Regions from separate parts of the Homo sapiens genome. Here region 2 is linked to region 1. The links are chromatin loops, found by intact Hi-C in ENCODE. Cell type or tissue: ovary. All regions are shown on one strand. Each heading gives the region's core, and the rest is flanking DNA. Links, peaks and the distances in the headings are about the cores only.

Region 1 (14,754 bases), core at 1,812-9,811:
AGGGAGCTGCCGACTCCTGCCTGACCCTGACTCCGACCTGACCCTGACTCCTCCCACCTGACCCTGACTCCTCCCACCTGACTCTGACTGACTCCCATCTGACCCTGACTCCTCCCACCTGACCCTGACTCCTCCCACCTGACCCTGACTGACTCCCACCTGACCCTGACTCCTCCCACCTGACCCTGACTCCGACCTGACCCTGACTCCTCCCACCTGACCCTGACTCCTCCCACCTGACTCTGACTGACTCCCATCTGACCCTGACTCCTCCCACCTGACCCTGACTCCTCCCACCTGACCCTGACTCCTCCCACCTGACCCTGACTCCTCCCACCTGACTCTGACTGACTCCCATCTGACCCTGACTCCTCCCACCTGACCCTGACTCCTCCCACCTGACCCTGACTGACTCCCACCTGACCCTGACTCCTCCCACCTGACCCTGACTCCTCCCACCTGACCCTGACTGACTCCCATCTGACTCCCACCCTCACAGGAGACCACCTCCTTCTGCGCTGCTGCCCCCTCTGGCGTAGCCTCCTGGACTTCTGCGAGGCTCAGCAGACCCTCGTGCCTGCCGGCCAGGTGCGCGTCTGCAGGAGGCCAACTATGCCTTCCTGAAGAGCCCTCTCCACCTGCAAGGTGCCAGGACTGGGAGGGAAAGTCCAGGGCCCCCCCACCCTCCCCACCACCCTCCGCCATCAGCCTGCCTGGGCCAGCCTGCCTCCTGGCCTCAGGATCTCCCTGGGGCAGGAAGTGGGTGGACTTGGAGGAGGAACGGCAAGGGCCGGTCCCCACACTCTTGCTCCTCCTGGGCATCTGGGGACAGGAACACCTCTCAGGGTGGCCAAGAGGGGCTTCCTTGGGACCAGTGCAAGGAAGTTCTGCTGTCCCTGGGAAGTCTCAGAACCAGGAAGGAAACCCTGTGGAGGCTGCCCTTTGACCTTTGGACGCCACCTGTAATCACTCTGGATGGTGTCTGTGGAGTTCAGGTTTATTTTCTATTTAAATGAACTAAAAGCCAGCATCCTGCCGGGCGTGGTGGCTCACGCCCATAATCCAGCACTTTGGGAAGCCGAGGCGGGCAGATCACCTGAGGTCAGGAGTTCGAGACCATCCTGGCCAACATGGTGAAACCCCGTCTCCACTAAAAATACAAAATTAGCTGGGCGTGGTGGCGGGCGCCTGTAATCCCAGCTACTTGGGAGGCTGAGGCAGGAGAATCGCTTGACTCCAGGAGGCGCAGGCTGCAGTGAGCTCTGATGGTACCACTGCACTCCAGCCTGGGTGACAGAGCGAGACCCTGTCTTAAAAAAAAAAACAAAACAAAACCAGCATCTGTTACTGGAACAGAGACCTCAGCCCAAGCTCAGGACAAGGAGGCCTCCCTGGGAGAGGGGGCCTTTCTCCCACCATCACCGCCTGTGTCCTTCAGGGGCTGCTGGAGGGCAGCCCAAAGCCAGGGGCCCACCCCGCCCCACCCCACCCCACCCCACCCTCTGAAATGTGAAAAGCCTGCACTCTTCCTGTGGGCTGCGCAGTGGGCTCGGGGGTTGGGGGGTGCCGGGGCGATGCTTCCACCCTGGACTGAGTGTTCGGGGCAGCCTGCTCGGCTGTATGTTTCTCGCACGCTCACCCGCTTCAGTGCGGCTCTGTCCCTGCTGCCGCCTCCAGTCCTGAGGGAGGGGCTTGCCCCACCTTCTACATTCCAATTTTTATATCTTTGAATTATGTGATTAGATATTAATTTAATGATAAAACCACTCTGAAAGCTCTTCTCACTTCTGGGTGTTTGAGGTCTGGCTGGGGGGCAAAAGTGGATGGTCACTGTGCTTGGTACGCAGTTGTGGAGGCTGTCGAGGGCCTACTGCAGAGCGCTGGGCGCAGGGGCGTGGGGAGGGCGGTTTTGGGACGCGGCCGTGGAGGCCGTCGAGGGCCCACTGCAGAGCGCTGGGCGCAGGGGCGTGGGGAGGGCGGTTTTGGGACGCGGCCGTGGAGGCCGTCGAGGGCCCACTGCAGAGCGCTGGGCGCAGGAGCGTGGGGAGGGCAGCGACCCCCCCTGCAGGGCCGGTGTCTCCGGCTGCCTGTGTGGGGAGGGGAGGGCCGTGCCTGGTGTGGTGGGGACAAGCCACAGCTCCAGAGCTGCTCCGGTGTCACCAGGCTGGCCAAGTCCAAAGTCCCTGAGGCCACCAGCCTTGACTGTCCTGCTGGTCCCACTTTTAAAGCTGCTCCCCAGGACCCCCTGGCCGCTGTGGACTGGGGTCCCTCCGCACCTGGCCCATTTGTGGCTGCGTCCACAGGGGCTCCTGTGGCCTCCCAGAGCCAGCTCGGGGGTCAGATGGTCGCGGGGGCTATGGTCACTGTGGGAAAAGAGGTTCTGGGCATCTGTGGAGGGAGGGGTGGAGCATGGAGTCTCCAGGACTGTGGCCCCGTTGGTGTGCTGGACGGGCCCTGCCTTGAAGACCATGTCTATTCTTGGACCGTCATGAAATAAGAGTAGTTCTGCAATAGCTTGAGAAGTGCCTGCAGAGAGGATGAGAAGGCGCCTCTAGGAAGGGGGACTTGGGGACCTCACCAGCCTGCAGCCAGGGAAGGCTTCTGGGAGGAAGGGGCAGCTGCGGCCCTGAAGGTGAGCGGTGGGGGGACGCAGGGGCTGGACGCCTAGCAAAAGCAGCTGATCCTGGAGGAGAGAGGGAGCTCAGGGCCGGGAAGGCCCTTGAGGAACAAAAGGTGGGGCGGGGCATGGAGGGGCACGGCTGAGCTGCTCACAGCCAGGGATCCCCGGTGGTGCTGCTGCCTCCTCGGGCGGGCGTGCTGATGAGCACTCGAGGCTGGGCAGGGGATGGTGGGAGGCATCACGGCCTAGGAGTGTCATTCCCTGAGGGAGCCCCACAAGCCAGGGAGGTGGGTAAGGAAGGCCGGAGCCCGGTCACGGTGATGGGGGTGGTGAGGAGGGGCGGGGGCTAGGACCGCAGAGGCCCCGTGGAGCAGCTTTTGTCGTCGTCGTTGGACCCGTAGGTGTCAGGGGCTGGTACTTCTTGCTCCAGGCTCAGCTGTCTTGGGAGGTCCGGCCTGTGGCTCCCCCTGGGAAAGAGCAGGAGCAGAAGGCCTGGGGCTTGGCATGTTTTGAGCCAGGAAAAACACTGGTGGCTGCTGCCTTTAAAACATAAATAGGTTTGCTTCTTTAATTCCATATGTGCATTTACACTCTTCTTTATTAGTGGATAAATATTAGAAAATCATCTCTCAGACAGAGTGGCTGAGGGCGGGCCCCTCCAGGGGCTCCGGCTTGGTGTGCAGGGTGAGGCTGTCCCTCCAGGGCTCGTACACCAGCGTGGAGGTCTCGGCCCTCTTGATGGTGAACTTATAGGATCGGTTGGGCAGCAGGTTTCGGACGTCGAAGGTGCAGGCAGCCACGGGGATGACGCCACACTGGGCGCACTCCTGCTGTGTCCGCGGGTCCAGCAGCCTGAAGCGCAACTCATACTGCTCCGATGTGGCTGGCTGGATGGTGACGAACCAGCGCAGCCGGGCCCAGTCCTGGTGAGCCGCCGACGCCTTTCGGTCAAACACGACAGGCATCTTGGTGCTCAGCATGAGCCAGATGTGCGGGATCTTGGTGGCACTGACATCAGACACCAGGCGGTGCTTGACGTGTAGCCGCCCCGGCACCATCATGGTCAGGAAGCTGTCCATGACGGCCGACACGTCCGCCAGCCGCCGCTCCACCAGCGCCCAGTCGGCCAGGAAGGGCCGTGGGTCTGGCGACCGGAGCAGGGCATCCAGCTCAGCACGGCCATGGTCGAGCTGTTCCAACAGGTCCCCGAGCAGCAGGAGCTGGATCTTGGTCTGAGCTGTGCCCACCTTCTTCATGCGCTGGAACTTCCAGGGGTCGATGAGCTGGAACAAGGCGCTAGGCAGCACCAGCGGGTTCTGGTCGCCCAGGGCCAGGTGCTTGGGCAGGACCTCGATGTAGTAGGAGCACTTACGCAGCAGCTGCATGCGGGCGTGGTGGCGCTTGAGCAGGTGCGGACTCAGGTCCGAGGTCAGGAACTCACGCAGGGCATTGCGGCGCTCGGTGTAGGTCTTCCACGCCTCTGGTTCCAGCAGCTGCTGGTCATCTGCCTCCTCCTGGTCCAGGAAGGACTGGGGATTGCCCAGCTTCATCTTGTCCAGGCCCAGGCCTGCCACATGGGTGCTCATTATCCGGGAGCTGGGGGGAGGGCTGGGTGTCAGCTGCCAGGCAGGCTGGCCTCCCCTGGGCTGTGGCATGTTCGGGGGATGGATTCAGCCCACTGACCCCATGCTGGACCTCTGTCCTTCTTCGGGGGCACAACTCGATGGGAAGAGGCTGCCTGGAGGGCTGGATGGGCAGCCTACAGATCTGGACACAGTTTATACTGAGGGGCAAAAACCTCTACTGACAACCAGTGGCCTGTGGGACAGGACAGGGAAGAACTAGGACTGCGGACTTCTGGCCAGAACCGCCTGACCTGTGGCCTTGCAAGGGCCCCAGTTCCTAACCCTGCTGCTGAAAGGGGTTGCTGGCACCCCTCGGGGCCGTGGAGAGGGGACGGCGTGGTCCTAAGCAGCACAGGATCCCCCTCGGGGACATTCGCGGGCCATCCTCCCGCTCCGGTTCTCCCTGGGGACGCTCCACGCCTCACCGCAGTTGTAGGGCACAGAGACAGGCCTCACCAAAGACGAGGCCAGCTGGCTGGTCAGCATGGGAGGAGGGCGCCCAGGCCTGGGCCCGGAGGAGCAGCCCTCCTCCCACGCTGTGGGCCCTCGCTGTGGACCCGGGATCCTGTCCCTGGTGAGCTCATGGACTCCACAAGTGACACTCCATTTCCCAGATGGAGCCTGAGGCTAAGAAGCTTGGTTCTTGTTCTCATCCAGGGCTTGAGCCCAGTGCTGAGCCGAGTCTGACCCTCTGTCCGTGGGTGCACCGGCTGAGTGCAGCTGTGGCCCCAGGCTCTGCCGCAGCTCCCTGGAGAGCAAGCCGCACCCCTGGTTGCTGCCCCGGCTCCCAGCAACCCTGGAGATCTCAGGTTGTCACAGCCACTTGGGCCTTGGACGACCCACAAATGAGAGCTAAGCAGTTGCTGAGTTCCCCAGGGCCACACAGGTACGTGGTGAAGTCATATCTGCCCGGGAAGGGTTGCCCTTTTGGGCGTGAGGCAGATATGACTTCACGAGCGCACTCCTCGGGAATCCCTCGAGAACAGGCCCCTGGGGGCAGCAGGGAGTGTGTCTGGGGTGAGGTGCCAGCTGAGAGCAGGACCCCAGGACCCCAGGCCTAAGCCCTGCTCTTGCTGGAGGCTGGGGCGGATTTCACCGCTGGAGGGAAACCGTGCCTCTGTGACGTGTGAGGGATGTTTTCTAGTCTCCAGCAGCTGCCCAGGTGGAACACCCAGAGAGGCTGGTCGTGAACCCGGAAAGGTGGTTCTGAGCCCCTCGCTGCTTCCTACACGCCCCGGTCCCAGGCCCGCTTCCCTGAGACCACCAGGTGCCCGCACTCTACCCCCTCCACCACACTCCCCTTGGCTCCCCTGGCCCGGGCCCACCTCCCCGGCCGCTCTGCCTGCCCCTTACCTTCTCGAGACCCCCAGCCCTCCTCTCCCGGCCCCCGCCGCCGCCCCAGGACCGCGCCCACTTGCCCTGCCTCTGAAGCGGAGCCGCGCGCGGACTTCCCAGAGCCCAGCCTCCCTCCGCACTCCGCGGGTTGCCCTGGGGACCAGCGGCCTTTGTGACGCTGCGGCCCGGGGGCGGGGCGGGGGTGGGGACCCGGGACCCCGAGCCGAGTAATCTTCCATCCGCTTCGCTTCCTGGAGAGCCCCAGACTTCTGGGGGCCCGCGTCCCCGACTGAGGGGCCACGGCGGGTGGCTGGTCCAAGAGCCAGGCTCCAAGGGGGGTTCCCGTCCCGGAGCCCTTCCGCGGGCGCACCACTCCCCACGCACCCCCGGCTTCGGGCGGGGCGCAGGAGCCTCGGGTGACTGGGAGGGAGTTCCTGCTCAACCCCCCAGTCCGAGCGCACTCCTCGGGAATCCCTCGGAGGAATTTGGGAGAGAGGCAGTGGCCGGTGACCAGGCGGATGGACCACCCAGCGCCTGGACAGAGGAGAGGGGCGGCTTCCCCCGCCGCGGGCTCTGCCCAGCAAGGCCCCGCCCATTACAGATGCCACCCATTACAGGCTCCTCCCACCGCAGGCTCCCCCCACCGCAGGCTCCTCAACCACAGGCTCCTCCCACCATGGGCTCCCCCCTCCCCCGCAACGGCCCCTCCCATCATAGGCTCCTCCCACCGCGGGCTCCCCCCACCACGGCCCCTCCCACCACAGGCTCCTCCCAGAGCAGGCTCCTCCCACCGCGGGCTCCCCTACTACGGCCCCTCCCACCACAGGGTCTTCCCACCACAGGCTCCTCCCAGCGCAGGCTCCTCCCACCGCGGGCTCCCCCCACCACGGCCCCTCCCATCATAGGCTCCTCCCACTACAGGCTCCTCCCACTACAGGCTCCTCCCACCATGGGCTCCTTCCACCTGGGGCTGCCCAAGCTCAGGCACCGACCTGACTCTGGATAAATGGGGTCTCCATAGCTCCAGGGAGCCCCGCAGGGGAGCTCTGAGGCCATCTGGTCCCGTCTGTATCTGTTCAGTTGGGCTCAGGGCCTCTGGGATCCCCCCGTTCCCCCACAGCACACCCCAGCTAGCTGGGGGTCTCCTGGGGTCACAATCTTAGACACCCCAAGGTGCCCCTCCTTCACCTTCAGGAAGATGCTGGAGGAAGACACCCTTTCCATCCTCCTCATCTCCACCCCCACGGAGGTCAGTGCTGGGGCCTCTTCCAGGATGGGCGTCTTTGAGCCCCTACCAGGCTGTTCTGTAACTTGAGCCTCCCCCCTCCTCCCGGTGACCCCACCCTGGAAGAGCTTTCCCTTGGTGCATGGAGGCCCCAGGGGTTAGGCCTGGCAGGAAGTGGGTGGATGTGGGTGGTTTTTTTTTTGAGATAGCGTCTTGCTCTGTCACCCATGCGGCAGTCTTCACCCCCGGGGCTCAAGTGATCCTCCCACCTGGGTCTTTCTGATCCTTCCGGATTACAGGTGTGAGCCTTGCACCCAGTCCTGTTGGGTGCTGTTTCTGCCCTGCCCTCCCTGCCTGGGCTGGAACTCAATAAATGCCAGCTATTGTTATTGTTATTTAGGGCTCCAGGGGACAAAGCCGGGGTTGTTTGGAGAAGGGGGTGCTGTCTGACGCGGAGGGTTGGGAAGCAGTAGGAGTTAGACCCCTTACCCCCGGCCCTGCAGCCCACTGACGGAGAAGCGGGGTGGGGGCAGAGCAGCCTCCCCTTCTCTTTTGGGGCCAGGCAGGTCCTGGATGTCTCCCCTCTCCTGGGCTCCACCCTACCCCCTTTCTTTCAATTTCTGATTTCTAATCTAATTTTTTAAAGTTAAACTTTTGGCCAGGCTCGGTGGCGCAGGCCCATAACCTCAGCACTTTGAGAGGCCAAGGTGAGAGGATCCCTTGAGGCCAGAAGTTTGAGACCAGCCTCGGCAACACAGGGAGACCCCTGTCTCTACAAATAATTTGAAAAATTAGCTGGGTGTGGTGGTGTGCACCTGTGGTCTCAGCTACTTGGAAAGCTGAGGCCGGAGGATCACCTGAGCCTGGGAGGATGAGGCTGCAGTGAGCCAAGATGGTGCCACTGCACTCCAGCCTGGGTGACAGAGGGAGACCCTGTGTCTCTAAAAAGAATAATAATGGCTGGGCGCAGTGGCTCACGCCTATAATCCCAGCACTTCGGGAGGCTGAGGCAAGCAGATCACCTGAGGTCAGGAGTTCAAGACCAGCCTGGCCAACATAGTAAGACCCAGTCTCTACTAACAATACAAAAATTAGCTGGACGTGATCGAGACCATGGTGAAACCCCGTCTCTACTAAAAATACAAAACACTAGCTGGGAGTGGTGGCAGGCGCCTGTAGTCCCAGCTACTCGGGAGACTGAGGCAGGAGAATGGCGTGAACCTGGAAGGTGGAGCTTGCAGTGAGCCGAGATCACGCCACTGCACTCCAGCCTGGGCGACAGAGCGAGACTCTGTCTCAAAAAAAAAAAAAAAATTAGCTGGACGTGGTGGTGGGCGCCTGTAGTCCCAGCTACTCAGGAGGCTGAGGCAGGAGAATCGCTTGAACCCAGGAGGTGGAGGTTGCAGTGAGCCGAGATTGTGCCACTGCACTCCAGCCTGGGTGCAATAAGACAGAGGCCTGTCTCGAAAATAATAATAATAATAATAAAGTTAAACTTTTACTTTTAAGATAAGTATAGATTCATCTGCAGTTGTAAGAAGTAACACAGAGGTCCCGTTACCCTCTATCCAGCATCCCCAGTGGTAGCATCTTGCAGGACTGCAGTGCAGAATCACGCCAGGACCTTGACGTCGATACAGACGCAAGGCAGTGCCACCCCCACGGGACCCTGACATGTTCTTTACAGCCACGCTGCTCCCTCCCACCTCTCCCTAGCCCTGCAACCACTCATCTCTCCGGCTCTGTCTGGTCATTTCAAGAATGTCCTATCAGTGCAGGCTTTCAGTATGCAGCCTTGGGACTGGCTTCTTGCGCTCAGCATAGTCCCCTCTGTGCAGGGTCAACAGTCACTCCTGTTCACTGCTGGGCACCAGGGGCCAGTTTGTGCTCAGTCTTGCTCAACCCTGTTTGTGGCCACCAGGGCACGGGCAGTGAACACTTTGGATCTGTTGTCCCTGGTGGGGACAAGCTCTCTTCCCTGGGCCCTGAGGATGGTGAAGCCTGGGGGTAGTGGGGCCAGTCTTGGGGGAGAGAATGCACGCTGACCACTGAGACCCTCAGAGCTGTGCCCTCCAGACACATAAACCCGGATGGGGGGTGGCCTGATGTGGCAGAGCTCCTGCCACAAGCCTCCATCTGAACACCAGGAAGGGCCCTGCACCCCATCCCCCTGGTCTGTGTCCTCACTGCCATTGTAAGCTCAGTGCTCTTACAGATGGGGAAACTGAGGCACAGGGAGGTTCAGCACTGTATGCCCAAGGTCATGTGGACAGTGAGTCTGACAGCAGGATTCCAGCCCTGGTCATTTTTATTTTTTTGAGATGGAGTCTTGCTCAGCCGCCCAGGCTGGAGTACGGTGGCGCGACGATCTCAGCTCACTGCAACCACTGTCTCCCAGATTCAAGTGATTCTCCCGTCTCAGCCTCCCGAGTAGCTGGGATTACAGGTGCCCGCCATCATGCCTGACTAACTTTTGTATTTTAGTGGAGACGGGGTTTCACCATGTTGCCCAGGCTGGTCTTGAACTCCTGACCTCAGGTGATGCACCCGCCTTGGCCTCCCAAAGTGCTGGGATTACTGGTGTCAGCCACCGTGCCTAGCCTTTTCTTTTTTTAAAAAAATAGAGATGGGGGTCTCACTATGTTGCCCAGGCTGGTCTTGAACCCTTGGGCTTAAGCGATCCTCCTGCTTGGCCTCCCCAGATGCTGGTATTACAGGAGTGAGCCGCCTCACCCGGCCAAGCCCCAGACTCCTGACCCCGTCCAGACTGATCCTGTACCCAGGCCCCTTTCCTCACTCCCCTCTGTGCCACCCACCCGGTTAGGGCTGAGGGAGGAGGTGAGGTCATGTGGGGGGGGCACAGCAGGCAGGGAAGGGGCTGCTGACACCGACACCTGGCAGGGGCCCTATGCTGGGCTGTGTTGCGCCTGGTGGGTGAGGTGAGGAAGGGGTGGACGGGCGGGCACAACTTGGAGGGCAGCGGGACAGGGCAGCTGGGCATGCGGGGCCGGGGATTCTGAGGACCACCGGGGAGGAGCTGGATAAAGCCGGCCTCGGCTGCCTGCCGACCACACTCACCCTGGCATGTGTGCGGTGCAAGGGCAGCAGGTGCAAGGAGGGGGAAGATGGGGCAGACGTGGGGAGCTGATCTGTGGGCAGGTGGGGCGGTGGGGGTGAGACACGCCGGGGCAGAGGCCCAATGGGGCCCTAACCCTGATGGCCAGGCCTGCCTCTGGTTCCAGCTGGGCATGGAATGTGCTGAGTCCTGTGCCATGATCCCGTGGCTCTAAGGGGCAGGGAGTGTCTGGGAGGAATCTGCATTCAGTGCCCTGAACATCTGACCCTGGTGTGGTGGGCACAGGAGCTTTCCATGGCCTGAGGAGGCCTCCCTGGGGCTCTGCGGCCTTGGCGTTCTAGCGGGGAAGAGTCACGTCCTAGGGAGGATTTGGGAGAGCTGGTAGCCACACCTGTAGTCCCAGCACTTTGGGAGGCAGGAGGATCGCTTGAGGCCAAGAGTTCAAAACCGGCCTGGGCAACATAGTGAGAGCCCATCTCTACAAATAATAAAAAATTTATCTGGGCATGGTGGCGCACACCTGTAGTCCGGCAGGAGGACGGCTTGAGCCCAGGAGATCGAGGCTGCCACTGCACTCCAGCCTGGGCGACAGAGTGAGACCCTGTTTCCAAAAAAAAAGTAAAGAAAAGAAATGGTGGGCAAAAGCCTCACCTGCACGTGAGGAGACGGCGGTGGGTGTGGGGAGGAGACGGCGGCGGGGGGAGTGGAGGGGAGGAGACGGCGGGGGTGGGTTGTGGGGAGGAGACGGCGTCGGGGGCGGGAGGAGACGGGCAGCGGGTGGGGGGAGGAGAGGGCGGCGGGGGCGGGAGGAGAGGGCGGCGGGGGGAAGCGCGGGAGGAGAAGGCGCTGGGGCCCCTCGAAGGCCACCCCCAATGTAGTATTTACAATTCTCCACATTTCTCAACACCCCCCACCACCCCCAGCAGGGCACCTCTCTGGTGCAGAGCCTGCCCTGAGCCTGGCGATGTCCAGTCTCCCAGGGCCCCTGCTGGCTCCAGGCTATCAGCCCGGACACAGCTTGGCTGCTGGGGTGCCCTGAGAGCCAGGCCACGGGTGTCACTGCCACCCCACAATGCACACACCAGTCCCCAGACGTGAGGTTTCTGAGAAGCCCATCTGTGACTCCAGGGCAGGCAGGTGCGAGGGGCTTGTCATTGGCTGGACACTGGTCACGCCTATTGGAGGGATGCATTCAGCCACACGCATGAAGTGGGGGCATGGATGCGTGTGAGATGTGGGAAAGGGGCGTGAGGCTCCCTGAAGGCCACCCAGGTGCGGAAGGGGCTGCTGGGGGAGGCCGGCAGGAGGAGTGAGAGACTGCAGATGGCCTCACCCCACCCCCGTGCCTCAGGACCCAGAGGGGAGGTGGGAGGAGTGAGAGACTGCAGATGGCCCCCACCCCACCCCACTCAGGACCCGGAGGGGATGTGGGAGGAGAGAGAGACTGCAGATGGCCACCACCCCATCCTCCTGCCTCAGGACCCTGTACCGTGCTGCTGGGTTTTGCTGGGATTTGCTCCCCCAGTCCTGCCCCGATCTGGGGACCTACCTGAGCGGGCAGAGTTTGCTTCAGCATGCGGGGGCTTGGCGCTGTCCAGGGAGAGGGTGGGAGGTCCCCAGCCAGGGACTCACCCGCCGCCCCTTCTCCGTGTGCTCATCCCCCTGAACTGGGGCCAGGCGTCCGCAGCCTCCACTTCCCCGCAGTGGCCTTTGGGTATGGCCTGGGCATTGACTGACTCAGAAGCCGGTCATCGGGCAGCATGGGGCATCTGGGTGCCTGGCCTGCGGCCGAGCTCCCTGCAATCAGCATCTCGTTTTACTGCATGAAAGCCGGGGTGCTGAGAGCCCCCTCACTCGCCTGTCCTCAGAATTTACTGCAGAGGCCGGAGGCTCGGCACCTGGTGCAGGGTTAATGATGTTAAAATATCTGGCCAACACTTAAATAAGCAGGCAATTTTTCACCTGAGTGCAGCTCAGGCTTGGCAACCACTGCAGGTGCTGAACAGCAGCGCTTCTCCGTGGAACCCCCACTTCTCCGTGGGCACGGGCGGCTGTTGGACTGTGGTGCCCTTGGGCATGGGCCAGGCCTGACTGGGCAGAGCCATTCCGCCTGCCTGGGCCTTGCAGAGGGCGGGAGAGAGGCTGGCCCTGCCCACCCCGCCCTCCTCGGGCCCCTCCTGGAGCCCGCCCCCGCCCCAGCCCAAGCTGCCCTCTGCCGTCGGGTTGGGGAGGGGACGGTGCACTCCAGACGCCAAGGAGGTCGAGGACAGGAGGTGCTGTCGGTGTGCCTGAGGCAGGGGGTCCGCCCTGCGCCCCACCCAGCCCCAACGCCAGCCCGGACGCCGGTGGGAACCGTGTGCCTCCTGGATCCAGGGGACCTCTGAGTGACCGCAGGGCCGGGGTCCCCTGTCACCCCACGGCCAGGGCAGGGAGCGCTGGACACCGGGTCCCACCGGCCCTGCCAGTTCCTCTTCCGGGCTCGCGGGCTCCCATGGCCCTCGGGCCCAGCGTGGTGACCCCGGGGGATGGAGCCGTTCCTCAGGAGGCGGCTGGCCTTCCTGTCCTTCTTCTGGGACAAGATCTGGCCGGCGGGCGGCGAGCCGGACCATGGCACCCCCGGGTCCCTGGACCCCAACACTGACCCAGTGCCCACGCTCCCCGCCGAGCCTTGCAGCCCCTTCCCTCAGCTCTTCCTTGCGCTCTATGACTTCACGGCGCGGTGTGGCGGGGAGCTGAGTGTCCGCCGCGGGGACAGGCTCTGTGCCCTCGAAGAGGGGGGCGGCTACATCTTCGCACGCAGGCTTTCGGGCCAGCCCAGCGCCGGGCTCGTGCCCATCACCCACGTGGCCAAGGCTTCTCCTGAGACGCTCTCAGACCAACCGTGAGTACCTCGGCCTCGGAGTCAGAGCCTGCCTCGCCCCCAGCTGGGGAGTCCAGAACAACGGCAGGATTTTGAGTTGGAAATCGCATGTCCGTGGCTATCTGTTCATTCATTCGTTCATCCACGCATTCATTCAGGGACAGCTGATGGGCCCCGGGCCGGCAGGTGTGGTAGGAAAACAGCAGTGTCCGCTGTGGGCTGCCGAGAGGGAGAGGAGGCTCCGGCAGGCGTGGTCAGGTCCTGTGGGGGGGAGCATCAGCTGCACCAGCTGGACACCCAGCAGGCGGTTCCTCCAGGACCCTGCCTGGCTGGCCAGGCCCTCCCGCCCTCACACAGGGAGTCCAGTGTTCATGGATCGGTCACTGCTTGGAGGGCAGGGGCTGGGGGCTGGGAGGCACCAGATGACAGGAGCTCCAGGAGCTCTGGGTGACGGCAGGTGAGCAGGGGCTGGGGGCTGGGGGCTGAGACAGGGGCCCATGCTCCAGGAACTCTGGGTGAGGGCAGGTGAGCAGGGGCTGGGGGCTGAGACGGGCCCACGCTCCAGGAGCTCTGGGTGAAGGCAGGTGAGCAGGGGCTGGGACTGGGGGCTGAGACAGGGGCCCACGCTCCAGGAGCTCTGGGTGAGGGCAGGTGAGCAGGGGTTGCAGAGGCGCCTAGTCCAGATGCCCAGTGCGGCTGCTCTGAGCGGCTGCCTTGGTCTGGCATCCAGCTGGGCAAGGCCTGAGCCCTGGAGACCTTCGGGGTCAGCCTTGCTCAGGGCCACTTCCAGCCTCCTGGGGGCCCTTTGGCACTCACACATCGTCCTGGGGGTTGCATGGGCGGGTGAAGCCGGAGTCACAGGAAGGGGCCTTCTGAGGGGCCCCAGGCCCTCACCCCACACCTGCCCCGCTTGTCCTGAGCAGTGGTTGGGGGGCAAGCAGCCTTTGTGATGGGAAGGGGCTCACAGTCACCCCAGGTGTGGAGGACAGACCCCTTCAGCAGTTCCTGGAGGGCAGGGCTCGTGGTGGAGCAGGGCGGTCCATAGGCAAAGCTAATGACTATTTGCCTAGGCTGGAGATTAAAAGACTAACCACACTCAGGTGTCATTAGCTCCAGACACCTGGCCCCACGCCCCAGGGAGAGACCTCAGACACATCCTCTGCATCTCAGGATCCCACAGGGGCTCACCTCTGACCCCCAAGCCCTGATGTGGGCTTCAGAGGAGGCTGGCGATGTTTTGGGGAAACACCTGTGTCTCATCCCCACACCCCACGGTGCTGGGAGGGACCTGAGTCCCTTTACACGTGAGAGGGTTGCGTCTCCCTGCCAGCAGACCCCAGAAGGCAGGGGCCCTGGCTGCAGGAGGAGCTCCATGGACAGAGCGTCCATGGAGTCAGTGCCTCAGGCCGCTGCCTCTCTGTCCCTGGTCCCACACCTCTTCCTGTCTCCATCTTCATTCCCTTCAACTTAAGCCCAGCCCCACGGCCCTGGTCATGTCAGTTTCTATTCCTGCTGCCCCCATTGCCCCCTAGGTCACCGGGGCAGGGGTGCCAGACTGTGTCCTCCGTCTTGCCCAGTCCCAGTCTGCCAGGATGGCATGGCCGTGCCCCAGCCCCGAATCTTGTGTTGACTCTGAGGCCCACCTCGGGTCCTCTCCTAGTCCCGCTTCCCAGGTGGTTTCAGCCCCACCCTGACACCGGCTCACTCTGCTTCTTCCTCCTGGTGCTTACGGGGTGTGCCCTGGGGCAGGGGAGTGGCAGGCATCCCTCTCCGGGTCCCAGGAAGCTCCAGGAAGTGGGAGGCTCCAGGGTGGGAAGCTGAGTCAGGTGTGGAGTCCCCGCCTTGGACTTCAGCAGCAGAGTTATGCAGACGGGGTGGGGCTGGGAGCATTTCTGTCTTCCTTCCAAGGATGCCTCCGGCTCCCAGGAATGAGTAGATGTGACCTGGTGGGCGGCCCACCTGGACAGGGGAGACCCAGCCGGCCCCTCTCCCGACACCCGGTGTGGGCTCCTC
Region 2 (14,754 bases), core at 964-8,963, 330 kb before region 1:
GTGTGCGTGACATAAAACACCTCAACTGGAAGAGGCTGCCACGCAGGCCAGGTGTAAAATTCCACACAATGCTCACAACCATTAAGGAACCCTCATCTATATACATATAAAAATTAGAAAGAAATAAAGCATAAGGCAATGTAAGGCTTGTATTTCAGCTTGAGTCCAAAGAAATAATATTCTATGAGGCTAAAGCTGCTTTGCCTAATTTAAACTTTTTGAAAAGTCCACTGCATTTAAAAAATAATGAATTTGCTTCCGTTAAAGCTAGATTCGCGTAACAATCAGGCAGCTGCTGAGGGTCAGTTTCCTTTCTGGGGGTCTCAGAAAATGGACAGTTTTCTCGTTCGGCATTTTGAGATAAAAAATTGCGTAACAGGTAGGACTTGCTGGGTGATTGCATTCCTTCTGTGAGTCAGGGAAGGAGGAGGAGGAAGAAGTCAGAAAATGCCACTTATTTTATGCTTAGAACTCTTCAATCCTTCAACATTCTGATGGGCTAACATGATTCCCAAAGGGAGCCTGGGCTTTGGCTCAATATTCTTTCAAACCCTCCGCCCTGTCCACTTCCTGCACCCCTAGGAAGGACAGCACAGTGATCTGTTTCATCTACAAACGTGAGTGTAAAACATCTGTGTACAAGCCTGTGTTCTTCAAATTCATGCAAACGCGGCAGCCACATCTCCGCGTGGATGGGCAGGACTGTCCTCAGGGCCGGCTCTGCTCATCCGCCCTGGCTGGCTGCTCCGCTGAACAGAGCTGCGGCTGTGATGCTGAGGCTGGGTTGCGTGTGCTCTGCAGCGGGTGAAGCAACCACAGGCTTAGAAAGGTGCGGGATCCGACAGGGGCTTGTCACCACTCCCCGCTGAGGAAGGGAGGTTGTCACTGCCGTTCTCTCTGTCACCCACAACCTTAGACTACAGGAGAGAAAAGATGAAGACAGAAAAACCTGAGACAGAGCACACAACACAAGGCAGATCCCAGGCCCATGCTCAATGCTCTACAAAAGCTTATGTAACACGAACACTGCTCAGCAGGGACAGGGAGCAAATCACGGACGGGCACCAGCCCCAACAGGTCTCCAGAGAACGATGCCAAATGAAGACAGTGAATGCCAAAAAGCTGCACACTGTATCGTTCCATTTACGTGACATTCTTGAAATGACACAATTATACAAAGGGAGAGTGGACTAGGGGTTGCCGGGGGTAGGGCGGGAGGAAGGTCAGCATGGCCAAGAAGGTACCAGGAAGGGCAGTGGGGACCAGGAAGGGCAGTGGGGACCAGGAAGGGCAGTGTGGAGGCGTTCTGTGTCCTGAGTCAGTGCCAATGTCCTGGTGGGGAGGCTGCACTACAGGATTTTCCAAGATGTCGTCACAGGAGAGAACTGTGTAAAAGGCACAAGGAACCTCTCTGCATTACTTCCCACAACTGTATGTGAGTCTACCATAACTAAATGACTAATAATAAACAAGTTGCTGTAACAGGTCACACCTTGCCAAGACCATCAAACAGTCCAGGTACAATTACCTTTATGGTCCCAACTCGGTCCTCAAACGACTTGAAGGTCGCAGAGTTCCTTTAAAGAGAGAGGGAAGAGTGTCGGTGTCAAGAGGAGAGGGTTGTGCTGCTCTCCTAACTCGGAAGGGCCTCAGGGTTAGGGCCAGCCTCCAAAGGGTCCCTAACAACATCCCAAGATCTCATGGCAAAACTGTGAGACAGCCAGGTCATTCCGGAGACTCCCCAGGTCAAAAGTGAGGTCGGCCATGCCCAACAACCACAGGGACAGGTCCAGACGTCACACAAGGCAACTGGAAACCCCTTGACTGTGCAGCTGGGGAGATGTCGGCCCCTCTCTGTCATACCCTACAGGGACATCCCGGGCTCTCGTACTGAGGTTATGAAAAGTCTGTGCAGTTGGGGGGCTGTCGGCCCCTCTCTGCTGTCCCCTACAGGGACACCCCGGGCTCTCGTACTGAGGTTATGAAAAGTCTGCGCAGTTGGGGGGCTGTCGGCCCCTCTCTGCTGTCCCCTACAGGGATACCCCGGGCTCTCGTACTGAGGTTATGAAAAGTCTGTGCAGTTGGGGGGCTGTCGGCCCCTCTCTGCTATCCCCTACAGGGACACCCTGGGCTCTCGTACTGAGGTTATGAAAAGTCTGCGCAGTTGGGGGGCTGTCGGCCCCTCTCTGCTGTCCCCTACAGGGATACCCCGGGCTCTCGTATTGAGGTTATGAAAAGTCTGTGCAGTTGGGGGGCTGTCGGCCCCTCTCTGCTATCCCCTACAGGGACACCCTGGGCTCTCGTACTGAGGTTATGAAAAGTCTGCGCAGTTGGGGGGCTGTCGGCCCCTCTCTGCTGTCCCCTACAGGGACACCCTGGGCTCTCGTACTGAAGTTATGAAAAGTCTGTGCAGTTCTTCATGCACATCTCTCAGAGAAGCAAACGGAAGACCAAGGACACTTCTGGGACAGCAGAGTGATAAGGAGACAAGAGGAGAAAGCAGGCCAGCTCCATCCCACTCAGTCCCTCCCACACAAACAGATACCCCTCCCAGGCCCGGGGACTCTAGAGGCCAGCACGTCTGCGACACCCAGCCAGAGTCCCCACAAGGAGAACAGGGCTCTCCTGAGAATCAGGGCGGTGCCTGACGGCGCAGGCACAGAATAGGGACCACAGTTCTGGGCTCTCCTGAGAATCAGGGCAGTGCCTCACGGCACAGGCACAGAATCCTGAGAATCAGGGTGGTGCCTGACAGGCACAGAATAAGGACCACAGCTCTGGGTGTTTCCGTGAAGGCTGAGACCGTGAAGTGTCCTGAGTGACAGCCCACCAGGGCAAGTGCCAGGATCTGTGTGCGAGCCCCTCGAACCCCACCCCACCCACTGCAGGCAGCCAGGGTCAGGACTTGGAAAGGACACGGCCCAGTTTGACACAAGGATCTCCTCTGGAGGCTGCAGGTGAAGAGCCTGACCCCCTACCAGCTCTTCCTCGTCAGCCTAGAGGGGGTTTTTACCGGCCCTTAGTCATCAGAGGTTGCCAAGGGAATGGAGTCCTCAATTAATCCAGGAATATGGGAAGGGCAAGGTGTAACCGGCGGGAGCTGCCCCAACCCCCACCAGAGACACCCGGCTCTGGAGCCGCAGCGAGCAGGCATACATTACCTCATGGCTGGCATACTTATTGAGTGGCGGATGGAGTAGCTGCTGCTTGGAAGCATGGCAGAAGCAGAGAAGGAAGCAAGAGTTAACACCAAGATCCACACACAACCCCAACTTGGCAGGGATGGGCAGAGCTGGGATTCCCCCACTCCCAGCAGTTGGAGCGAGCTGCCTGCCCCTCCACACAATGCCCCCGAAGGAAACTCGACCCCAGGGTCCTCCCTTGGCCTCATGGGGGGCACCCCAAGTTGCCCAGCGCATAGCACTGGGAGGGGGGAGAGCACTGCCATAGGAAGCTGTGAGGAGACCAGGCTTGGGCTTTTGAAAAGTATTTGGTACAAACAGCCTTCAGAAGTCAAGTAAGGACCTTTTGGCAAAAGAGAAACCACCAAGTCAAGTAAAAACACAAGAAATCACAGATTGTTCTGGGCCTGGCTCTAGACCTCCCGGTTCCAGCAGAAGGGCACGTGCTGGCGGCGCCCCGGCTTGGCCTAGAGGAGCTTGCTCTGGTCTGCAGGAGGGCCCTTTGGGAGGCACACCTATGGGCTCTCGGGTAGTAAACAAGACAAAACTCCATCTGAAGGAAAACAAGGAAACAGGACAGATGTTGAACAGGAAGGTGGTGAGAGTCGGCACAGCCCTCCCACGTGAAAAGGCTCCTTTGAGGGCCCGGCGCAGTGGCTCACGCCTGTAATCCCAGCACTTTGGGAGGCCAAGGCGGGTGGATCACGAGGTCAGGAGATCGAGACCATGCTGGCCAACATGGTGAAACCCCGTCTCTACTAAAAATACAAAAATTAGCCAGGCGTGGTGGCTCATGCCTGTAATCCCAGCTACTCAGGAGCCTGAGGCAGGAGAACCGCTTGAACCAGGGAGCTGGAGGTTGCAGTGAGCCGAGATCACACCACTGTGCTCCAGCCTGGTGATAGAGCGAGACTCCAACAAAAAAAAGAAAAAAAAGGCCGGGCGCGGTGGCTCACGCTTGTAATCCCAGCACTTTGGGAGGCCGAGGCGGGCGGATCACGAGGTCGGGAGATCGAGACCACGGTGAAACCCCGTCTCTACTAAAAATACAAAAAATTAGCCGGGCGTGGCGGCGGGCGCCTGTAGTCCCAGCTACTCGGAGAGGCTGAGGCAGGAGAATGGCGTGAACCCGGGAGGCGGAGCTTGCAGTGAGCCGAGATCGCGCCACGGCACTCCAACCTGGGCGACAGAGCAAGACTCCGTCTAAAAAAAAAAAAAAGCTCCTTTTCAGGAGTAAACTCAGGCCTGGACGCCAGGCCAGTTATTCACAGACCCGGCAGCAGGCGGTCTGTGAGCCTGAAGGGAAGCACGAGGAGGGGACACAGAAGGGCCGGGGGGTTCCGGGGGGCCTCTGCGTCGATCCCACGCTGCTGCTTTGTTCCCTGAGATGCAGCAACCACCTGGCTGGCACTGCTGTCCTGGAAGGGGTGATCCCACTTTCACTGCCCTCTACTAGCACAGCCGCCCAAGGGCCCTGCCGGAGTCCACCCTGCCCCAATTCAGAGAAAAGTCTTCCACAGGTGTGTCCAGGCTCAGCCTTACCTAAAGGAGTGTGAAAATGGATGAGCCCTGGAAGGTGGCAGCAGGAGAGAAGAGGAAACGAAGTGTAAGCAAGGGAGGCCAGCACCCACTCACAGCCCTCCTCGGGGAGCCCCAGGGGAGGCCCCCTGCTCGTGCTCAGTCAGGCCCAGCAGGGGAAGACCCTCCAGGACGGCTCCTCCAGTCCGCACACCACCGGGGACAGCAGCACTGTCTCCAGTCTCCTCAAGTCCTGACTCAACAGGAGGCTCTCGCAAGATCATGACTAGCAACTGCTCAGCCTCACGGCTGTGCCCAAGAGGCCCCTGGGTCCACGCCCTGTCCACGCCTTATGCCCCAAGGCACACCTGTTTGGAGAAGCCACAGCACCTGGAGCACAACCAGCCCCATCCAGCAGCGCAAAGGTGTGAAATGTGCCACAGCATGACAGCTGGGCTTGGCCAGCTCCACAGAACGAGAGCGGCCCGTGTTCCCCAAATCACGTCAGCTGAGGGAGCACACGCACCGTGGGAGGATGTGGGACACCCTTGGCGCCGAGCATTTCTGCTCTGCGCTCCATCCGTGCCCACAGACGCCAACCTGGAAACCTGTGTGTCCAAGGGCAGCTGCTGCCACTCACTGCAGCCAGGCCCACTCTGACATGGAGGGAGCCACTGAAGAACTGAGAAACACTCAACTCGCCCGAGGTCCTGAGAGGGCCGATGCCTCATCTGAGACCACGGAGTCAGACGGTGACCTGACCCTGCTGTAAACCCCCACTCTGACCTGAATCCAGTTCCCTTCCTCCCATCCCCATCACCCATGCCCCAGGGCACACCAAAGGCCTCACAGACCGGGGCTGCCCTGGGACAGGCCCATCATGGACACGGGCGTTGGGCAGCTGTCCAGAGGGGCTTCCGCCCAAGAGTTAGCAGGGGTCCGCCGGGGTTCATCCAGCCCTAAACTCATGACATAAACCTCCCAGAACCCAATTTTCACTTTCAGGAAGTAGTGAGCTCTCAACCTCAGTCTCTAACTCGAGGTGAATGGGCCCAGACCTCAGAAACCACCTGTGACTGCTTGGGGAGATGATGGGGATACACCAGGGGCTCCAGACGTCAGAGTTCCCACCACCACTACAAACATAAATGGAGGAGCAAGCAGGGCAAGACACACCAGCAAACAGGACCCTCCACGGGCACCGTGAACACGGCCAGCCAACTGGAGCGAGCTGGCTCGTCCCAGGTCAGCCTGAGGCCCCGCTCCCCCAGCTGGCCCCATGTACCAGGGCACACGTGCAAACACGTGGCACAGTGTGGCTGGGCACACTGACAGCTGTGCCAGCGTCACTGCAACAGGAACTCTGCTCACTGCCAGCCATGCCCTGAGGCTACACGACACGGGTCAGCTGCCAACCCCAGGACTGAGCAGAGAGCGAAAGCCTTTCTCCCCATCAGAGAAGGAGGAGCAGACAGAGAACCAGGACCGTGTCCCTGTGCTTCCAGAGAAAAACAGGCCATACAAACAAATGCCCAGATCAAAACCCTAGGACTGGCTTGTGCACGGCTATTCCAATCAGTGCCAAGGGCTCCACGTGCCCCTTGGATTTCCACCACAATGGTCTGAACAAACTCAAAAGGGAGTGTGGACACTAAGAGTGGGCAAACGCCTCCTGATGGCCGGCATAATTTAGGCACAACAAACACCTGTTACTTCCTGAAGATGCTCTGTGGTGAGACCAGCATTTTCGGGAAGAAAACAGCCCTGCGAGGCTGAGTTCAGCTGAAACTCAGGGGGTCCCTCCTGGGTCCAAAGCTCAGCAGTGGTAGGGAAGACCTGCATTTGTAGGGTGCCCCACAAGGACCCCCCCAAGTCACAGCTGCTGGGGAGTGTGGAGCCTTGGGCGTGTGAGGGTGCACAGAGGAAACACACACATTGCATACTGATGACTGCAGCTTCTCCAGAGGTTTAAAACTTCTCGAAATAGAAGTTGCAGGGATGGGAAGGTAGATTACCTCAAAAAAACAAAAATAAAAGTGGGCACAGCTCCTGGGCAGTGGCCATCCCCTCTGCTTGGCAGGGTGGGTCCCTGGGTGTGTGTGGCCGTCTGTGTCCTGGCCTGTGGCTTAGTGGTCAGGGGAAAGCACTGGCGCAGGACGACCCCCACCTGGCAACCACAGGCGGGGAGGCAGGACACACCTAACCTAAGGCAGGCAGGCAGGGAGGCAGGCAGGCAGGCAGGCAGGCAGCCCAGCAGGAGATGTACGTATCTCTGAATCCTGCAGGGGCCACAAGAGGGGAAGAGGGGAGGGCTGGGTGGGGTCAGCACTGTGCTCCACACACCGGTCCTTTAGGAAGCCTGCACCCATCTTTGCCAGGATTGGGTCAGAGCTACAGGGAGGCACTCCCTGAGATCCAAAAGCCAGAAGACCAGTTCTGAGAATGGGAAAGGGGTCAGGGCAGGGTGGGCAGCAGCACCCAGAAGTTGGGGCCAGGATGCTGTTGATGGTGACAACCTATATCATCCACTCCTACAACCCCTGTGAAAGAAGGCGTGCCTGAGGCCCAGCTGGGGTGCCCAGCCAGGAGGTAGCCCAGCCAAGCATCATACCCAGGCTTCTGGCTCAATCCCCTCATCACCATGCTGTAGTCAGGGAGCCTAGAACAGGGAAGGAAGAGCAAACATGCCAGCCACAAAGCGCCGGCCCCCTGCTCACTCCTTGGCCCCAGCCCTGCTTGCTGAGGGACCTCTGATGGCCAGGAGGCTTTCACCAGCCTCTGGGAGAGAAGGCTCATTCAGGGCCTCCTGGCGTCTGACTGCACTTTCTGAGACCTGGGAAACAGCCTGAGGAAGTACCACGCCGAGCCCCTGTCCTAGAGATGGTGGAGGACTGCCGTCCCACACTGACCTGACTCTGACCCCTGGGCTGGAGTCGCTGCCACTCAGTGAAGCTTCAAGGTGCAGACTCCTCCCTCACCAACCCCGAGCACCACAAGTTACCCAACAGCACTGGCAGCCAACCCTCCCTGAAGAACACAGCAACGGCAGAAAAGCAGCCAACGGGGATGGACGAACCTCCCAGGCAAGGGTCTGCACACAGACTGGTCGGGGCCATGATGGATGGCCACATCCCTGAGCCAGTGCATCTGAGCCCTGATCTCCAGGCAGGCTTCCTGTAGCACCTCCAACACCTCACCTCACTCCTGGCCAGGTCTCAGGGCAGCAGAGTCAGGGTTGCGTCTCACCTCATGTCTCCAAGCTTCCTGCTGATGGCAGAGCCCACTGTGGACAGGGCAGCTGAAGTCTTCTGTCCTGCCTGTGAAAGAGTTTCCTGAGTCTTCTTGTAGCTGGAAGACACACCAGTTAAATCAACCAGACAGCATGGGCGGGTCACCACCCACAGCCAAGCAAACAAAGCACTGGGAGCACGCCCGAGGAAAACTGAGGAAAGGAGCTGGGCCAAGGGGTGGACACTCGCCAGGTGTCTACAGAGGGGGTGCAGGCCCAGAGCCCCTCGGCCCCCAGAGGCCCCTGCGGCGAGGAGCCGCCTGTGCATTGCTCGCTCACTGAGCTCTCGGCGACCCTGCCGAGTCTCGGCCCCCCAGCCCTGCAATGACGCTGCTTTCTCATCTCACAACCCAATTTCACCCCCTTGCCTGATACCCACTAAGCTCGCTTTCCTGTCTTCTCACAGCCCCTCTGACTACAGAGAACACGCCCCATTTGCCTGCTAGAGCGGACGGGCCCCCTGAGGTGCACGCCTGGCAGGCAGTGCCAGAGCAGAAAGGCCTCTCAGTGCCCTGACCGGCCCATGCGTGCAAGTTTCCCTTTCCTCTTCCCAAATGAGACTGTGCTGAGGGGAGAAAATGCAAGCTCAACCACGTCTGTGGGGAACGAGCGTCACAGAGTGGCCATGCAGCCCGCAAGGTGCCCCTGCTCCAGACGGCGGGGCCCCGTGTGCCTTCAGAACATCGGACAGTTCCATTCCCAGGCCTCTTTTCACAGTGCAAGGGTCTGTCCTGGCCCCTAGTGAAGGCCCCGCTTCTATCCCCTCCAGCTCCCTCCAGTGTCCACCCACATGGGTACATCCCATCAAAGCAAAGCTCTAGGGCCTTGGCGTCTGCAGGACAGGCAAAGGGCAGCAGGCAGGATGCTGTGGCTGCAGGGATACTGTTGGGCCCACCATGACAGTCAACACCTGAAGTCGCTGGCCCTCATCCAGCTGCCACCATAAACACAAAACACAGCAGACTCTGACATAACAAAGTCCAAAATGCGAACCCACAGCCACCTTATCACGGCTCCTCCCTCAGTGAAGCCAGGGAACTCGAGGCTGAATGGAGATGGGCTCCCAGGACCATCTTGGCGTTACCAGTGCCAACCTGGAGAGCTGGCAAACCCAGCCAAGCCCTGAGTGGCATCTGGGATGACTGGCGCCAGAGAAGGCACAGGCTCCTCCTGCTCCCACTGGCGGCACCAGGTCCCAATGATGGGCCTTCCGGAGCCCTTACTCACAGGCCCTCCCACCACTCCCTGCAGAAGGCCCGTGTGAGCTGAGTGCTACTACTCTCCAGCCCCCAAACAGTTGACAAGAGTGTGTGACCCACCAAGTGTGCCCTGGCAGCGCATCCCAGCGCAGCTCTCTCATGCCCGCCCCCGGCCCAAGGCCTACCAGAGGATGCACTTTCTTTCTTTTTTTTTTTTTTGAGACAAAGTCTCGCTCTGTCACTCAGGCTGGGGGGCAGTGGTGCAATTTCAGCTCACTACAACCTCCGCCTCCGGGTTCAAGAGATTCTCCTGCCTCAGCGTCCCAAGTAGCTGGGATTACAGGCACCCACCACCACGCCCTGCTAAATTTGTCTTTTTAGTACAGATAGCGTTTCACCATGTTGGCCAGGCTGGTCTTGAACTCCTGACCTCAGGTGATCCACCCGCCTCGGCCTCCCGCAGTGCTGGGATGACAGGTGTGAGCCACTGCGCCCAGCCCGCTCGGATGACAGGTGTGAGCCACCGTGCTCAGCCCAGAGGATGCACTTTCCCATCCAGGCTCCGTGCAGCTGGAATCATGGCTGTTTTTAAATTTTTTCTTCTTTTATTAATAAAACACCAGTTATAAGTAACTAATGACCTGCTATATTTAGTTTCAAAAACACAAATTCTTTTTTTTTTTTTTTTGAGACAGAGTCTTGCTCTGTAGCCCAGGCTGGAGTGCAGCAGCACCATCTCGGCTCACTGCAAGCTCTGCCTCACGGGTGCACGCCATTCTCCTGCCTCAGCCTCCCGAGTAGCTGGGACTACAGGCGCCCGCCACCACATCCGGCTAATTTTTTTGTATTTTTGGTACAGACGGAGTTTCACCGTGTTAGCCAGGATGGTCTCGATCTCCTGACCTCGTGATCCGCCTGCCTCAGCCTCCAAAAGTGTTGGGATTACAGGTGTGAGCCACCGTGCCCAGCCCAAAAATACAAATTCTGAAGACATCTTTAACCTTGATTTTCCCTGAAATAACAAATGCATAAAACCATGTGAACATTCTGTGGTTCGCTGAAGCAAAGTCACCTGCAGCAGAGGATTCTAAAGCGCTCACAGCACCTGCATTTGTGCCTAAAGAGTGGGGATGGGGAAGCTGCACCTGCATTTGTGCCCTAAGAGTGGGGATGGGGAAGCTGCACCTGCATTTGTGCCTAAAGAGTGGGGATGGGGAAGCTGCACCTGCATTTGTGCCCTAAGAGTGGGGATGGGGAAGCTGCACCTGCATTTGTGCCTAAAGAGTGGGGATGGGGAAGCTGCACCTGCATTTGTGCCCTAAGAGTGGGGATGGGGAAGCTGCACCTGCATTTGTGCCCTAAGAGTGGGGATGGGGAAGCTGCACCTGCATTTGTGCCTAAAGAGTGGGGATGGGGAAGCTGCACCTGCATTTGTGCCCTAAGAGTGGGGATGGGAAAGCTGCACCTGCATTTGTGCCTAAAGAGTGGGGATGGGGAAGCTGCACCTGCATTTGTGCCTAAAGAGTGGGGATGGGGAAGCTGCACCTGCATTTGTGCCCTAAGAGTGGGGATGGGGAAGCTGCACCTGCATTTGTGCCTAAAGAGTGGGGATGGGGAAGCTGCACCTGCATTTGTGCCTAAAGAGTGGGGATGGGGAAGCTGCACCTGCATTTGTGCCCTAAGAGTGGGGATGGGGAAGCTGCACCTGCATTTGTGCCCTAAGAGTGGGGATGGGGAAGCTGCACCTGCATTTGTGCCCTAAGAGTGGGGATGGGAAAGCTGCACCTGCATTTGTGCCCTAAGAGTGGGGATGGGAAAGCTGCACCTGCATTTGTGCCTAAAGAGTGGGGATGGGGAAGCTGCACCTGCATTTGTGCCCTAAGAGTGGGGATGGGGAAGCTGCACCTGCATTTGTGCCCTAAGAGTGGGGATGGGGAAGCTACACCTGCATTTGTGCCTAAAGAGTGGGCATGGGGAAGCTACACCTGCATTTGTGCCCTAAGAGTGGGGATGGGGAAACCGAAGTTGGAGAGAAAACAACCGCCTGTGCCCGGCCTTCAGAATGAGATGTGGGGTCCTGAGCGTGACCTGTGGGTGGGTAAGTACCACCCACACAAGGAGGATCGGAATGAGATGCGGGTCCTGAGCGTGACCTGTGGGTGGGTAAATGCCACCCACACAAGGAGGAGGGTCCTGAGGGTTCCTGGCCACTGACCACTGGCCACTGACACCCGGTGCCACTGTGATCAGTCCCTGCTGTGCCATAAACCACACTCAAGCCCCTGGGGGCCCCACAGCCCTCAGCATTGCTCGGGTGTGGAAATGAGGGGGTCACAAGGGAACCTCCTCTAGAAACAGGAACCTCCAAACTGGGATGGCCCTGGAAACAATGGGCATCACCTGCATAGCCTGAGGCCACCACCAGCGCCTCCCTGGCCTTCTCTTCCTACAGCAGGTCCCTGCCCAACAGCTGTGGCTCTGACCTCTCCCTTCCCCTTCTCAGTCCCATCCTGGGCCTCCAAGGTGGCGGCAGCAGCTGTGAGGCCCCCTTCCAAGGCTCACAGCGCTGCAGGCCTGTTCTGAGAGCGTCAAACACACAGGCACACACATTCCTCAGTGGACCAGAAGGCTGGGTTGTTATTACTCCATGACAGATGGGGAAGCTGAGCCCGGGAGGAAGGGGCAGGGGTCAGAGCCAGCATCTGCACCCAATAACTAGCTTCAGCTCTCCTTGAGAGCACCGGGCCGGGCAACCCCAGCCAGCACCCATTTGGGAGTTCCTAAGACCTTCTAGGAAGAGAGCCCTGGACAGACAGCGGTTTCGTCCCACTGCCAGTGAGCTGTCCCCTGGGCAGCACAGGGCATCTGGGGGACATCCTTGCACTCCCCCTCTCCTGAGTCTGTCTCTGGGGGCTGCCCCCACTCCCACTCAGGATGGACAAGTGATCCAGGCCTGGCCAGAGCACACCACCTCCAAGGCCGCAGCCATTAGTCCAGGGAGACCCATATGGGGCCACACTGTTGGGCTGCAGCAGTGGGGGCAGGGACTTCTCTGCCTGGTGAGTGCTCCCACCTCCCTGTTTGGTTGATGCTACCTTGAGTCGTGCTTTCTGTCACCTGCAACCAAAACAACTCCAAGTGAACCAGCTCATAACTGCAGGATCTATATGATGCCCCTCTCAGCACTGAGGTTTTTAGTTACCTCTGCCTATAAATAGAATGCAACAGGCAATTGTTTCACCACTCGCAGAACACAGCTGCTCTCGCATTCAGACATGACCCACTGAGAATGTGGCCGCATTGCAGCCTCATGGGGCCAGGCACCAGTGCTATCCTCCACCCACCGGCCACGTTCTCCTTCCCGTCCATCCTCCAGGGCGCCAATAGCTGAAAGGATCTACAAACACGTGGGTCAGGATGCAGGGAGCTTTTACTGCCTTCCCCTGCAGAGCTCTGGGCAGTGGAGGTACATCTACAGCCCATCTCCTGAAGCTGACTAGGAGAGGCACCAGCCAGGAAGAGCACGCGCCATGGCCACATCCTCAGGCCCCACCTCCCAAGCCGCATCCCTTCCGTCTGGGCCGTCCCGGCAGAAACCACCGCCCTCGGCCTCGGCCGTCCCGGCAGAAACCATCGCCCTCGGCCTGGGCCTTCCCACCAGAAACCATCGCCCTCGGCCTGGGCCGTCCCGGCAGAAACCATCGCCCTCGGCCTGGGCCTTCCCGGCAGAAACGCTTCCACTCTGGAACCGTCAGTTGACAGCTCTCGCCACAGAACTCAGGGGAATGGCCTCGGCCAGGTGATGCACTGGCCATATGCTTCCATGCTGAGCCACAGGTTTCTCCAGAGGGGTCGGGACGCTGAGTGTTGTAATAAGCTCTCTAAAACACTATTTATTTGAAATAGGATCCCGGCAGCTTTATGTCAGTTGGTTTTACAAAACAGCACTGAAGTCTCCTAAGACTATTTTCAGACTGAGTCTGCACTGTGCGTCCGCCTGATGCCCAAACTGCAAGGATGACCGTCACTGTCCCAACCTAGGAACCATCTGCTGCCCAGCAAAGTCACTGTTCAACAGCCCGAGACACAGCCCACCAGGGTCCCTAGAACACCCTGCTCAAGCCGGGTGCAGTGGGTCACGCCTGTCATCCCAGCACTTTGGGAGGCCGAGATGGGCGGATCACGAGGTCAGGAGATCGAAACCATCCTGGCTAACACCATGAAACCCTGTCTCTACTAAAAATACAAAAAATTAGCCGGGCGTGGTGGTGGGCGCCTGTAGTCCCAGCACTTTGGGAGGCTGAGGCAGGCGGATCACGAGGTCAGGAGATTGAGACCATCCTGGCTGACATGGTGAAATCCTGTCTCTACTAAAAATAGAAAAAATTAGCCGGGCGTGGTGGCGGGCGCCTGTAGTCCCAGCTACTGGGGAGGCTGAGGCAGGAGAATGGTGTGAACCCGGGAGGCGGAGCTTGCAGTGAGCCCAGATGGCGCCACTGCACTCCAGCCTGGGAGACAGAACGAGACGTTGTCTCAAAAAAAAAACCAAACAAACAAAAAAAACCCAGGGCAACATGCCATGAACCACCCGGGTCCCCAGAGCACCCAGATGTACAGCTGGCTGCTGTAGCCATGCCCACAAACCGCCCGGGTCCCTGGAATACCCAGGGCAACATGCCGTGAACCGCCCGGGTCCCCAGAGCACCCAGATGTACAGCTGGCTGCTGTAGCCATGCCCACGAACCACCCGGGTCCCTGGAATACCCGGGGCAACATGCCGAGAACCGCCCGGGGTTCCTGACACCAGCCTCCCACCGTGACACCAGACGCAAAGGCTCCATGTGCACGCAGTGCCAGCCTGGTCCCCCAGGACCTTCAAGACAAGCTCGGCAGCAACTGCTTCCTTTCAGACCAACATGGGAGGACTTTCTGCCCATGTTCTGTGGCAACGATTACAGCGCTTCCTTCTAAATAACAGATGAAAAAATCCCACAGAGACTATTTAAAAATATTCCCCTCCTCAGTTTAAAGACGTTATAATCAGATCAGAGCACAAGTAAATGAAGTGCTATTATCTAGTTTAAGGATCTCCAAATATTAGGAGTCACTCTGAACAACACCACTGACACACACATACAAAACTATCCACACTTGATCCACACTGGCTGATGCTCTGACAATGCAGTGCCTCCCAGATCGTGAGGATTTCAAATTTCCACCAGCATATCCTACACCATGCCCTCCACTCAAGAACTACCCCTAAAGGAGGAAAGGAATTCTGAGAACCCAACAGCTGGAGCTAAGCAGGGAAAAGGGTTAGGGTTAGAACAAACAAAAATTCGCCACCAACAAACCCAGGCCAAGTGGTGTTGTCCAGCTTGTGCACTGCCGGAAGCCAAGGAGCTCTATTAGTTAGAGATACAGCCAGGACCAGTGCAGGCCTCTTACATAAGGGACGCATATCAGGCAGAGGGGAGTTTTAAGTGTGGTCAGGTGGCTGAGTGAGTTTCTCTCAGCTACTATTCCCTGTTCCACAAAAGTTTAAAGGATAGTTTACCTGAGAGAA

The links. A loop is a pair of places that touch in the nucleus more often than their neighbours do. Peaks named below come from ENCODE experiments on the same cell type or tissue, not always from the same donor. Only the 100,000 strongest peaks of a DNase experiment are listed, where the experiment ranks them.
Region 2: a loop joins it to region 1, with 2.0 times the contacts of the local background. A loop is called at or near these places in 4 of 110 quality-filtered maps.

Annotation. Positions count from the first base shown.
Region 1 is chr20:63,545,116-63,559,869 of GRCh38, reverse strand. FNDC11 (fibronectin type III domain containing 11) reads right to left here and starts at 5,711. Exons shown (of 2, transcript NM_001319152.2): 1 at 5,664-5,711; 2 at 3,175-4,216. The coding sequence starts at 4,206. The coding sequence ends at 3,250. It overlaps SRMS (src-related kinase lacking C-terminal regulatory tyrosine and N-terminal myristylation sites), which reads left to right and starts at 12,121. Exons shown (of 8, transcript NM_080823.4): 1 at 12,121-12,762. The coding sequence starts at 12,407. HELZ2 (helicase with zinc finger 2) reads left to right here. Exons shown (of 20, transcript NM_001037335.2): 20 at 500-1,784. The coding sequence ends at 624. RefSeq lists silencers at 5,620-5,869, 6,140-6,279, 6,300-6,449, 6,470-6,529 and enhancers at 6,220-6,514, 6,810-6,899, 12,407-13,048. In ovary, for the core only: no CTCF peak of the experiment used is centred there; a DNase peak (open chromatin) is centred at 6,299; H3K4me3 peaks cover 858 bases.
Region 2 is chr20:63,876,013-63,890,766 of GRCh38, reverse strand. TPD52L2 (TPD52 like 2) reads right to left here. Exons shown (of 7, transcript NM_003288.4): 5 at 7,947-8,048; 6 at 1,529-1,577; 7 at 1-917. The coding sequence ends at 822. Among named protein-coding and RNA genes, the nearest start is that of DNAJC5, 12 kb to the left of the region's middle. RefSeq lists a silencer at 4,365-4,535 and enhancers at 8,957-9,126, 9,668-9,837, 12,429-12,598. In ovary, for the core only: no CTCF peak of the experiment used is centred there; no DNase peak of the experiment used is centred there.